Linked DNA regions of Mus musculus: region 2 is linked to region 1. The links are chromatin contacts, found by POLR2A ChIA-PET in ENCODE. All regions are on one chromosome and are shown on one strand. The core of a region is the stretch at or near the end of the contact, and the rest is flanking DNA. Distances in the headings are between cores, read along the strand shown.

What was found. ChIA-PET counts read pairs that join two places held with the same protein, here RNA polymerase II (POLR2A).
Region 2: POLR2A ChIA-PET joins it to region 1 with 11 read pairs in embryonic stem cell. The contact joins the promoter of Slc2a4 here to the enhancer-like site in region 1. POLR2A ChIA-PET finds 5 or more read pairs at or near these places in 3 of 5 experiments (Patski and embryonic stem cell).

Annotation. Positions count from the first base shown.
Region 1 is chr11:69,781,880-69,788,174 of GRCm38, forward strand. It overlaps Zbtb4 (zinc finger and BTB domain containing 4), which reads left to right. Exons shown (of 4, transcript NM_029348.2): 4 at 1-2,147. Chrnb1 (cholinergic receptor, nicotinic, beta polypeptide 1 (muscle)) reads right to left here. Exons shown (of 11, transcript NM_009601.4): 8 at 5,002-5,225; 9 at 3,828-4,000; 10 at 3,171-3,318; 11 at 2,157-2,882. The coding sequence ends at 2,742. Among named protein-coding and RNA genes, the nearest start is that of Chrnb1, 11 kb to the right of the region's middle. Within about 2 kb of position 3,057, at least 1 of the 3 ENCODE cell types and tissues checked has a DNase peak (open chromatin) inside an H3K27ac peak, as active enhancers do.
Region 2 is chr11:69,944,355-69,950,649 of GRCm38, forward strand. It overlaps Slc2a4 (solute carrier family 2 (facilitated glucose transporter), member 4), which reads right to left and starts at 3,836. Exons shown (of 11, transcript NM_009204.2): 1 at 3,595-3,836; 2 at 2,214-2,330; 3 at 1,932-2,104; 4 at 1,715-1,839; 5 at 1,484-1,599; 6 at 1,209-1,371; 7 at 915-1,102; 8 at 648-752; 9 at 433-534. The coding sequence starts at 3,627.

The DNA of each region.
Region 1 (6,295 bases), core at 1,807-4,306:
GACCACTATTTATCTCCAGATTTGTGTGTGTTTCCAATTCTCTAGGCCAATAAATCAACAAGACAAATGAACTATGCTCACAGCGGGATGCCAGATGCGATCATTTGTGTGACTGGGGGTAGGGGGCAGGCATTTGTTGTCTTTGCTTGGCAGGGATCCTGAGACCTGTAGCCTACTCCTGACTCCAGGTGCTTCACTGTAGTTGTCTAGCCCCTAGGCTGCAGCTCACTTCTATCTGACCTCTCTACACAGAGATGCTAACTCTGGAGCTGGGGATGTAGCTCAGTCGGTAGAGAGAGGGCTTGAGTAGAATGCGGGTGTGTTTCTCAGCTCAACAAGATGGCACACACCTATAAAACAAGCGCTTGGGAGGTGAAGGTTAAGGGTCATCTTCAGCTACACATAGAGTTCCATAGCCCCTTTCTCACAAGGTCCCTTCTTAAAAATGCAGTGCTCCCCTGCCCCCACCTTTAGAAGCACCCTTAAGTGCTGTGTTCAAGATTTCTATGTCCCAGAATAACCTTTGCCTTAAGCCAGGTGCAGAGATTGCATCATTGCCATAAGAGCTCCTTACTCCACTCCTGTCTCCTTGGCTTCATCTTGCCTGCTGGGTCTCTTTATGGAGGAATAGCTGGGAGCACGAGTAAGGCTGGACAGGTAGATGAGATCTTGTCTGGTTTGAGTATCCTGACCAGAGTGGGTTGCGACTCATAAGCCCTGGCAAGTTGCTGTCAACAGCCGCATCTGGTCTCTCGTCACTATAGCTTTCTAAATGTTTTCAAGAGAAGCCAAAAAACCCAAATGTCTGTAAGGTACACAAACTTTAAAGGTACCAAGCTTCAACTACTTTTTTTCCTTTGAGTGTTTTGCTTGCATGTAGGTCTGTGTACCACACATATACGGTGCCAGAGGAGGTCAGAAAGAGGGTATTCGATCCACTGGGGGCTGGAGTTGCACATGTGGGTGATAGGAATCAAATCCTGAAGAAGAGCAGCCAATGTTCCTAACCTCGGAATCATCTCTCTCCAGTCCCTAATCCACATTTAAGATATCTTTAATCCTAGCATTCATGAGGCAGAAGCAAGTGGAGTTTGAGGCCAACCTGGTCTACACAACAAGCTCCAGGCTAGCCATGGTTACAGAGCGAGACCATGTCTCGAGGCTGTGTACCGTAGTGAGTTAAAGGCCAGGTTGGACAACTTACTAAGACTCTGTTTCTAAAACAAAAACCAGGCTTGGTGAGATGTGTCTATAATCCCAGTTCTTGAAAGAAGCAGATGGATCAGGAGTTTAAGTGGTTCTTAGCTCTGTAGTGAGTTCAGCCAACCTGGACTGTATGAGACCCTGTCTCAAAACAAAACAAAAATTAAAGCTGCACTAGTGGTGAAAAACTGTGACCCCAGCATTTGAGAGGGTAAGGCAAAAGGGTTGCTGAGAGTTCAAGACCAGCCTGGACTATATCAAGACTGTCTTAAACAACAGTAACAAAACCATGAAGTCAAAAATGAAGGAAAAATAAGGTCTGTTAAATAGCTCAGAGGTAGATGACTTGCCTACTGTTTGCAATTCTGGGTTCAATTCCAACTACTCTAAAAACAAACCAATAAATACTGTACAGCCCAAGGACATAGGCAAAAAATAAAACAAAACAAAAAAACCCAAGCCAAAAAAAAAAATGCACCTGTTTGAAAGCTCTGATATATACTGTTAGGAATTCTCTATGGGCACATACTACTACGTGCTCCATTTTACAGATATAACAACAGATAGTGAGTAGTTTAGTGGTTTGTGTGCCAGAGCTAGCACTTGAATAAGGTTGTGTGTGAGACAAGGTCTCATTCTATAACCTCGACTGGGTGAAACCCACAGCAGTCCTGCCTCAGCCTTCCAACGCTGGGGTTCTAAGTATGGGACACTATGCCTGGTTTGAATGAGATCTCTCAATATGTAGCAGAGGTTGGCCTTGAACTCATAGCAATCCTCCTGCCTCTGTCTTCCAAGTTCTGAGATTACAGGCATTCACCACCACTCCCCCCCTCCCCCTTTTTTAAATGTTTATTGCAAATGCTGACTTTTAGAAATAACCTTTTTTCACTCTAAAGGTGGTAATCATTGCAAAAAATAAATTTTAGAAAGTTAAAAATAGACAAAAATGATTAATCATTTTCTACATTTTAATTTTAATACGTGCAATTGTAGGCGATATTTATATTTCCTTCCAGATTTATTTTCCCTCTCTTCAACAAATGTTAAGCACTTATGGGCTAGGACCTGTACACATTGCTGGGGATAATTCAGTAGCCAACAGATCTCCTGTCCTCAAAAGGCTTACAGTCTACTACTTGGTTATAATTCTATTTCACTAGAGATCTAAGCTGTGACATTCTATGTAGTTTCAAGAAACAAACTCCAAGTGTGCTGGTTTACCAGGTCTGTGATTCCAACAATTGCTAGGCTAAGGAAGTAACATTGTTGGGAGTTTGAGACCAGCCTGGACGCCACAGTTCCAGGCTAGCCTGGGCCACAGAGTGAGACTCTGTCTCAAAAACAACAAAAACAAAACCGCAGAAGAACAAAACTCTAAATAATAAGTAGAAGGACATTTCGGGTGGGTCCAAGGCACCATGCTCAGCCTCCAAGTCTCACTTGAACGTCTTCCCAGAAACAAGATTCTTACAAGCGCCAAGCGCTATTGAGCTTGAGAGTACCTGCAGCATTTGGCAAAAATGACCGGAGGGTCCTCAAGGGAAAGGTTCAGGAGGGGGCAAATGGTACGTGGCATCTAGGAAAATGACTAGGGTCCCGACGCTTGTGAAAACGATGAATGTCCACAGAAAAAGACGGTCCACAACCATGGCCACAAACTGCCAGTCCTCCTTCAGCTAAGGGTAGACAAAAATAAATAAATAACTCCAGGTCTGGAGTTTTGGGGTGCCCACCCCTTTCAGTTTTCTGCCAAGGTATTGTTACTTGGAATGTGAGAAAAAGATAAGTAGCGCAAAAGTAAGGCTCCAGCTAGATATGAAAGCAAGGAAACCAGTCGGAAAGCAGGAAGGACAAACCAAGCACACTTCCAATCAGAAACGGAAGGGCCTGCTAAAGGCGGAGCTTAAAGTTAAGGGTGGAGCCGAGGTCCATGAGCCCACAGGCTCCAGACTCTTTGGACTTACTGCGTCGTGGTCCTCCTGTTCCTGAAGCTGTCGGGCCATGTAGCTGATTGAGGAAATGACCTCTCGTAGCTCCTGAGGCAGACCTACAGCCCGGGTTGGACCATCGATAAATCGTCGCAGGTCCGGGGCAGATGATTCAGGCTGAAACCTGTGTGTGTAGGGTGGGGACTGTTTGACCACACCCTGGGTTCAAAGAGAATGTGAAGTTCCCGTTGACCTGTCAACCCTGCTCCAGCTGCCTCCTCCAACAACCTTCCGTACCTGGGAGAGACCTTCCGACCTCTCCAGACTTTTGCAAGTTTCTGGCTCTTTAAACTTTTAAATGCCACCTTTTTACAATGCAAGCACAGACAAGGTTCCTACAACTCCCATGATGCTAGGCCACATTACCTTCCACTGTCTTCTGGGAGCTGTAGCTCTCCCTTGCCCAAGTGATTGATTAGTGTAGGTCTTTTTTTGTTGTTGTTTTTTGTTTTGTTTTGTTTTTTTGTTTGTTTTGTTTTTCGAGACAGAGTTTCTCTGTATAGCCCTGGCTGTCCTGGAACTCACTTTGTAGACCAGGCTGGCCTCGAACTCAGAAATCTGCCTGCCTCTGCCTCCCGAGTGCTGGGATTAAAGGCGTGCACCACCACACCCAGCGACTAGTGTAGGTCTTACCTGTTAAGTTTAGGGAAAAGAAAATCACTTGGAGGCTTCCGGATGAAATATTCATCAGTTCCTCTGCCCCAGCCACTTCTTGGAGAAAGAGAGTGATGTGGTTCAGGGAGTTGGTCTCTCTCGGGTTTGGGCCTCTTCAGACCCAGGTATGGAGGGAGCTTGTGAATGAAGATCTATACAGTAGAAGTGACATATTACAGAGGGCTTTAATGCTTTCAATCACAAAGAAAGCAGCTAAGGATTCACACCCCAGATGTCCCTTCCTGTACATGCGCACTCACAGTACTCCTGAGCTACACTGGCAGAACCTCTACTGCACAGCTTTAGGGCTGGACAGATAGATGGCTCAGCAGTTAAGAGCACTGACTGCTCTTCCAGAGAACCCTGGTTTCCAGGGCCACATGGTGGCTCACAACCATCTGTAAGTCTTAGGCACGTAGGTAGTACATATATACATACATGAAACAAACATTCATTCATGTAAAAAATATATGTGTGTGTATACACATGTATATGTGTACACACACACACACATATATATATAATCACACACCACACACACAATGTATATACACTTTAAAAAAGAGCTCTTTTAGGTCAGATTTGGTGCCTCACAACTTTAATCCCAGCACTTGGGAGACAAAAGGCAGGTGGATCTCTGGTCTACAGAGCAAGTTCCAGGACAGCTAAGACTACAAAGAGAATCTCTGTTTCAGAAAGTAAAAAAAAAAAAAAAAAAGTCTTTAACAGGCTGGGAGGCATCCTGATTTTTCGGGTCCAAAGTCTTCTACCCTGATGGCATCTAAACCTGAGAATGTTTCCTTGGGCCTCCAAATGAGCCACATGGGTGAAGAACATGGTAGATCTATGAAATGATGAGCGTGGGAAGGGAAAATAACTGTGCAGTGCTTCACCACTCAGCAGGCTCGGCCCTTCACCATGCCAACTGCAGCTCTCCTTAAGCTCTGAACGCCAAGTACAGCTTGGCGAAAGGCAGGAGCAGCATCTGGACACAAACCCAAGTGCAAGAATGCCTTTCCTCCCTTCTTTTATTCTTTCTGTCATTTGCAGACAGGATCTTACTATGTAGCCCAGGCTAGCCTCATCTTCTCCCACACCTGACTGACTGTAAGAACAGGAATTGAGACAGATCGGATGCAGAGAGCTCTCCTACCTGGCGGACCCAAAAGGGCATTTGGTGGGTGTGGGGTGAGCGATGATGCAGGTTGAGGACCACAACACTAAGGATAACGGAGAAGGTGACAAGGACCATGGTAAACATGAGGTACTTGATAATGATGGGCACCGCCAGGGAGGTCTCAGGCACTTTGTCGGCCAACAGCAGCAAGAACACAGTGAGCGTCAGCAGGGCAAAGATGGAGAGCCCCATCTTCTCTCCTGAGAGGCAGTGAAGGCAGAGGATTAGTTTTTTGTTTTATATATATATATATATATATATATATATATATATATATATATATATATTTATTTATTTATTTTATTGAGACAAGGACTTTCTGTGTAGCCTTGGCTGTTCTGGGATTTGCTGTGTAGACCAGTCTGGCCTCAAACTCAGAAATCCTGCCTCTGCCTCCCAACCCAAATGCTGGGATTAGAGGCGCGCACTGACACCACTAAGAAGGATTCGTCTTTACCAGAAGGACATCTCTATGGCATAATCAAAGGTCATGTCTCCAACCTAGGGGTAGGCTTTTGGAAAAGCCATTTGTATGCAAATCTCTCTCACCCAGCCATTTCTCAGACTTCCTCTGAACACCAGGCTCACATTCAGATGCCGACTCATTTTGTTGTTGCTGACTATCTAACGGACATCACAGAACAGTTGGGCCTGGCACAGTTCTGTATCCCAACTGCTCTCAAGGCTGAGACAGGAGGATTGCAAGTTCAAAGCCTGCTTCTGGGCTACAGAATAAATTCAAGGTCAACCTGGACTGCTTAGGCAAACAGGGCTGGATGAGGCTGAGAATCCAAATGAACTGATGCAATGCTAGCCTTGCTTGCTTAAGACCCTGGATCCAATTCTTAGTACCAGAATTTTTTTTTTTGAAAGGAAGTTGGGATGTAGCTTCCATTATGTTATTATCTTTCTAGTATAAAGTAAACTAGGTCTAGCATGGCGTCCCACCCATCCTAACACTTTGGTGATAGAGGCAGGAAGATCATGAATTCAATGCTAGCTAGCCTCAGCTACATATGGAGTTCAAGGCTAACCTGGGCTACATGAAACTCTGTCTGGAAATGAGACAAACACACAGACATACAGACACACACAGACACACAGACACACAAAGAGAAATGCTGCTATTTCTATGGTCTGTACGCCTCTGTCATTGGCTTCCTAACTTGATCCCCTTTCCTTCCTCCTTTACTTTTTAAAATTATGTTTGGTTTTCCTCTTTTTTAAAAAAATTTTAAAAAGATATATTTATTATTATACATACGTACAC
Region 2 (6,295 bases), core at 2,586-5,085, 160 kb after region 1:
GTAGAAGCTACCATTCTAGGCTAAAGCAGGCCTAAAGCATCCCCCGTCCACTGCCCTTTTAGACAGTGTCACATGTTGCCCAGTTTGGCCTTGAACTTTCAAGGCCTCCACCTCAGCCTACCAAGTGCTGCACTGCCCCAGAGCGTTTCTGAGAGCTGCTGTCATTTTGTTGGCTACCTCTGGAAGTTTCAAGGTAGAATGTTCTGGTTTCTTGCTCCCTTGGCTCCGAAGTTGTGCTTTTGGGAATCATTGCTCCTGAGGTTTCATAGGAACTATTACATTATGCTAGGCCCCAGCGTGGCCAGGGTACCTCAGAAACATAGACCGTAGACTACAGCACCCACCCACGGTCCTGGCACAGCCAGCCACAGAGCCTCTTGGGGTTATCCCCATGGGTAAGATTGCTGTATTCTCAAAGTCCTGAGGCCTCACCAGCAGCAGCAGAGCCACGGTCATCAAGATGGCACAGCCACACATGCCGGCCAGGCCCAACAGATGGAGTGTCCGTCGTCCAGCTCGTTCTACTAAGAGCACCTGTGGGGGAGAGGGGGTTGTGTGTGCAGCGGTCAGTTGGTGACAAAGAGTAACCCCAGGGCACCCAGGGCTATGACACCAGTGGTGTGGCCATTCCACAGGCAAGCAGTTACCGAGACCAACGTGAAGACCGTATTGACCACACCAGCTCCTATGGTGGCGTAGGCTGGCTGTCCCACCCCAGCCGACTCGAAGATGCTGGTTGAATAGTAGAAAACCTAGAAGTGAGGGGGGACAGGAGAGGCAGAGCTAGGGATGTCTGCTCCTTTATTCTAACCACACCAAACCAGACTGAGCCTGAATGCTAATGGAGGCGGTGACTTGCTCCCTTTTCCCAAACTGGTACCTGACCCATGCTCTGCCTGGGCCTCTCTACGTACAGCATTGATGCCTGAGAGCTGTTGGCTCAGCTGCAGCACCACTGCGATGATCAGAGGCTGCCGGTGGGTGCGGCTGCCCAGGAGCTGGAGCAAGGACATTGGACGCTCTCTCTCCAACTTCCGTTTCTCATCCTTCAGCTCAGCTAGTGCGTCAGACACATCAGCCCAGCCGGTCAGGCGCTTTAGACCTGGGGGAGGGGAATGTCAGGCTTTAGGGAACCCGAGAGGAGGCCCGGTTACTAGCAAGATGGGGTGGAGGTATGAGCCTGGGCTAGATACAAGGTGAGGGCTCACTCTTTCGGGCAGGCCCCTCCAGGTTCCGGATGATGTAGAGGTATCTGGGGCTCTCAGGACAGAAGGGCAGCAGAATCAGCTGCAGGAGAGCAGGGAGTACTGTGAGAGCCAGAAGCAGTGGCCACAGGGTAGCTGTGCCCAGCATAGACTCCAAGCCCAGCACCTGTAGGAAAAGACAGGAAAGAGGAAAAGTGACTTTGCTCTTCCTTCCAGCCCAAATGCAGGCGTCCTCTCCAACTCCTACTCCAGCTCCCCACAAAGCCAGGTCTTTTTACCTGGGCAACCAGAATGCCAATGACGATGGCCAGTTGGTTGAGTGTTCCCAAGGCACCCCGAAGATGAGTGGGGGCGATTTCTCCCACATACATGGGCACCAGCCCTGATGTTAGCCCTGGGCAGAAGGAAGAAGAGAGAGCCGAGGATAGCTGCATATTCCATATAGAAGCTCATACACATACATTAAGGAGAGCAGAGGCACAGAGTAGAGCCATAGCACCTGTGGGTACCTGAGTAGGCGCCAATGAGGAACCGTCCAAGAATGAGTATCTCATAGGAGGCCGCGGCATTGGCTAGGCCCATGAGGGCGCCCCCCAACACGGCCAAGACATTGTTGGCCAGCATAGCCCTTTTCCTGGCAGGCACACAGAGAGGAGGGCTGGTCACGACACCCATGCTGTGGCCCTCCGTCCTACTCCTCCCCTCCTCTGCCCTCCAGCTCCATACCTTCCCAACCATTGAGAAATGATGCCAATGAGAAAGGAAGAGATCATGCCACCCACAGAGAAGATGGCCACGGAGAGAGCCCAGAGCGTAGTGAGGGTGCCTTGTGGGATGGAATCCGGTCCCCCAGGACCTTGCCTACCCAGCCACGTTGCATTGTAGCTCTGTTCAATCACCTGGTTGCGAGGGAGGGGGGGGAATATGGGAGTAACTCTAGAGACCTTTCTCTTTCCACTGCCTGATATACCCCGCCCACCACACCCCAACAGCTGGTAGGTCACTCACCTTCTGTGGGGCATTGATAACCCCAATGTTATAGCCAAACTGAAGGGAGCCAAGCACAGCTGAGAATACAGCTAGGACCAGTGTTCCAGTCACTCGCTGCCGAGGGGGTTCCCCATCCTGGACAGACAGAAACAAAGGAAGGTATGTCATGTAGAGTCATGTTTGACTTCCTTCAGGGGCCCAGGCCTAGCTGCAGCATGAAGATTCTGGGCTCCATCCAACATACTGGATGAGAGAAAGTGGGCCATATTAGGAATTGTACAAAGATCTCACTGTAAACAGAACGCCACAGGAACCTGGGCATGTAGGAAAAAACCGATCTCTGTGTCCACACCACAGGCAAAAGTTTGAGGATCTGGACCTCAAAATTCCCCTGTGACCTTGAGACAGACTCAAGACTTGTGTGACCTTGGGTAAGTCACTTCCCCACTCTAAACTGAACCTGGATTTCCTCTTCTGTCAGGTGATATTGCCTCCCTCGGCTACCTGTCAGTCTGTGAAAACACTTGAAAAATCAAAATCAACTATAACAGTATCCCAGACAGTGCCTGTTTTATAAACTAATATAAATAATGTTTTAACATCACCTCTAGCCCTTGTCTCTTCCTTCTGGAAGTTCTCTCAGCTTGCTCCAGTAGGCCGTAAACAGGCCCAAGAATGGCTAGTCCAGAAAGGGCGTCTGGGTCATTGCTTTGGGGTAGCCTTTTAGGTCTAGGCCTAGCCAACCCTCAGCTCCTAAACTGGGACCAAGTACTCGGGGATGTGAGGGGGGATTTTAGCAGGGAGAGAGAGCCATGCCCAGGGGAAGAGGAGGGATGGTAGTGAGTGGTGTGAGGGGCGGTGGCAGTGGTGGCTACTGCTGGCGGCACAGTCTGTCTCCAAGAGGAAACCTGAGCTGGGGGGGGGGGCTGACACTCCCCTCTGCCCCTCCACCCACCGCAAGGCCGAGAGAAAGTTCAGCCTCCTGGAAGACAGCCAGCAGTGGGGGTGGGGCCCCCGAAGTGCTCGGGTCCTAGAAACACCGTAAATCTGAACAGCTCCGGGAAGGGAAGGCGAGACTCTGGATCTACCATTCCAAATAGAGTCGTGGGCAGAGTGTCACCCCATGCAGTGCACAGTAGGCTAGGAGACAAGTTCTGGATTCCCGAGAATCCAGTCTCTCAGCCTGGGCGCGTAAAGAGTCTCTCGGACCCACTCTGTCTCTTGGCGGGATTGGAATTTGACAGTCACGGGTTGTCTAGGCTGAATATAAATAGCCAGCCCCCCATCTCCAACCCCTGCGCCTGCGCAAGAACCGCCTCCTAGCTGACCCCAACCCCAAACTCAGCCCAAGAAAAACTGGACCAGATTTCCCAATTCGCCCCGGTATGCTGAACCTTACGTCAGAGCCGATCTGCTGGAAACCCGACGGCATCTTGTTTTAAAAGAAGAAAAGACTCAGGCGCTGCAATAAGAAAAAAATGAATAGGGTATAGGGTCCGGGCCTGGCCGGCACGAGACCCCGGCGTTCGGAAGCCGTGTGCAAAGGGCGGGTCTGGTGGGACTCACTGCCACAACCCACGGAACCGGAGAGCACCAAGGCTCTCCGGGATCTAGTGAGACCCGCTTGAGGGGGAAAGATGCGGAGAGCTGAAGCCACCTCCCCACTCCCGCCCCGCCATAGGACACGCCCTTCACAACACCCATTGGCCAGGAGCCCGCACACCCCAAAAGGCCACGCCCCCACCCCTAGCCCTAGTGCTGGCTGGGGAGACACGCCCCTAAGGTTCCCGCCTGCTTCTGAGTTTTCAAAGTAGGGTCCTTGGAACAAAAGGCTCTTCCCGCCATCCAAAATCTTGGACTGCGAAATTTCTGAAAGAATTGAGTGCAGCTGGTCCCCCTGAAAGGTCGAAGAGGAGGGTATGGGCTACATGTACTTGCCAGGGTACGGGGTAACTCCAGCAGGATGACATAGAGCCCGCGTGTGTGTGTGTGTGTGTGTGTGTGTATGTGTGTATGCCCCGAAGTAACCCGGAGTGGCTATTTTTAGTTCCCACGTTAGGCTCCGCCAAATGTCAGGTCCCGGGTGTCCCAGCCTGTCCCAGGCGGGGGAGGGCAAAGGAGATGGAGCCTTAAAGGGTCCGCGACACGCTTCCCACGAGGAGATGATCCAAGGGACCAATAACTTCCGTTCCTAGTGTATCTGGAGACCATGCCTGATCGTCCTTTCTTTCCACGCATCTCTGGGCGGCGCGCTGCCTACTGGCCCATCCCCTCCACATAGTCTCTACACTGGTTCTTGGAGGGGACCCAAGGGACAGGTGCTCACGCCAGTCACACCACCCTCCCTGAAGTCCCTGAGCCTCCAGGCATGTGCTGGCCGCGTGGGCGACAAGCTTTCCAGAGTCAGCTACTGTTTTGGGTCTACAGCTGAGAGGGCACGACCTAAGCACGTCCAGGGAGAGAGCTGGCGAAGAATGTGGAGAGAGAGCTCAATTCAGAAAAAGGCCCAAGAGAAGTGCAAGGCTTCTGGCGCCACCTAGAGGGAGAGCGAGGAACCTTAGTGGATTGCACCAGGGTAGCTAACTTCTGGGGTGGCTCTCTTCTATTAACCCTTCCCCTGAGAGCTCAATAACCTACAACCCAGCCCTCTATGGAACGCCAGACCTGAGTCTAGCTGCCGCCAGAATGGTACCGTTTATATGACGAACACGTACAAGTATGGACCTCCTTCAAGTTCCTTTTCCCAAGGAGCTAACCAGTCACTTTCATGGTGTCTTCTCAATGTTGGTGTTTTGACTTCTCTTGCACATTGGTTTTCTTCATCCGTACCACTACCACTTTATTCTGGACTATCCTGTCATGACTGCTTTTCTTGCTTCTCCTCTTCCCTGAAGAGGAGGGTGGAGGGGCAAGAAAGATGGCTCAGCAGATAAAAGCATTGACTGCTCTTCCAGAATCAGGTTTGATTCCCAGCACACATGTGGAAGCTACAACCATCTGTAACTTCAGTTCCAGGGGCTCCAACACCCTTTTCTGGCTTCCACTGGCCCCAGGTACACATGTGGTACACAGACATATATGCAGGCAAAATGCCCATTCACATAAAAAATAATAATTAGGGGCTGGTGAGATGGCTCAGTGGGTAAGAGCATCTGACTGCTCTTCCAAAGGTCCAGAGTTCAAATCCCAGCAACCACATGGTGGTTCACAACCATCCGTAACGAGATCTGACTCCCTCTTCTGGAGTGTCTGAAGACAGCTACAGTGTACTTACATATAATAAATAAATAAATCTTTAAAAAAATAATTAAAAATAAAAAGAGAGAAGAATGTCCAGGGGTGGTGGGGCACATCTCTAACCCCAAGGCCAGCCTGGTTTACAGAGTGAGTTCCAGAACAGCCAAGGTTTCAAAACAAAACAAAACACCTAAGCCGAACACAACAAAAACAGGAGGGTAGATTACAATTTTCAAAGCACATCCCTTTTGTTTTGTTTTTGAGACAGTCTTGCAGTACCTGAAACTGACGTGGAACTCACTATATATTACACACTGGCCTCGAAGTTGCTGTTCTACCCAGAGTGTTGGGACTGTAGATCTGAGGTTAATTCCTGCCTAGAGTCACTGTCTTTTTCTTGTCCTGTGATCAAGTTTGGATTCTCCTACCCAGATCTTCCCCTTAACTGTCTCCTTTCTTGCCTCTACCCATCCTCTTCTTCCTCTTCATCCTCTTCTTCCTTCCTCTCCTCCCTTTTTTATCCTTCCTGCCCCTCTTTCCCTCTTCCTACTGGCCTAGAACTTATATGTCAGCTAGTCTGACCTTGAATTTGTGATACTTTGGCCTTAGCCTCATGAGGCCTGGGATTACACTTGGTGCATTTACCTGTCCCTGCAGTCTGGAATACCAGAGAATGCCTATTCATCCTCCAAAGCAAGGCTCTCGGGGATGGAGAGGTGGCGCAGTGGTTAAGGAAGCCTGTTGCAGAGGACCCAGGTTAAACTCCCAGCATCTACATGGTGACTCACAACCAACTGCAACTCCAGTTTCAGGTGATCTGACATTCTCTTCTGACCCCCTTGAGTATACATGTGGCACACAAA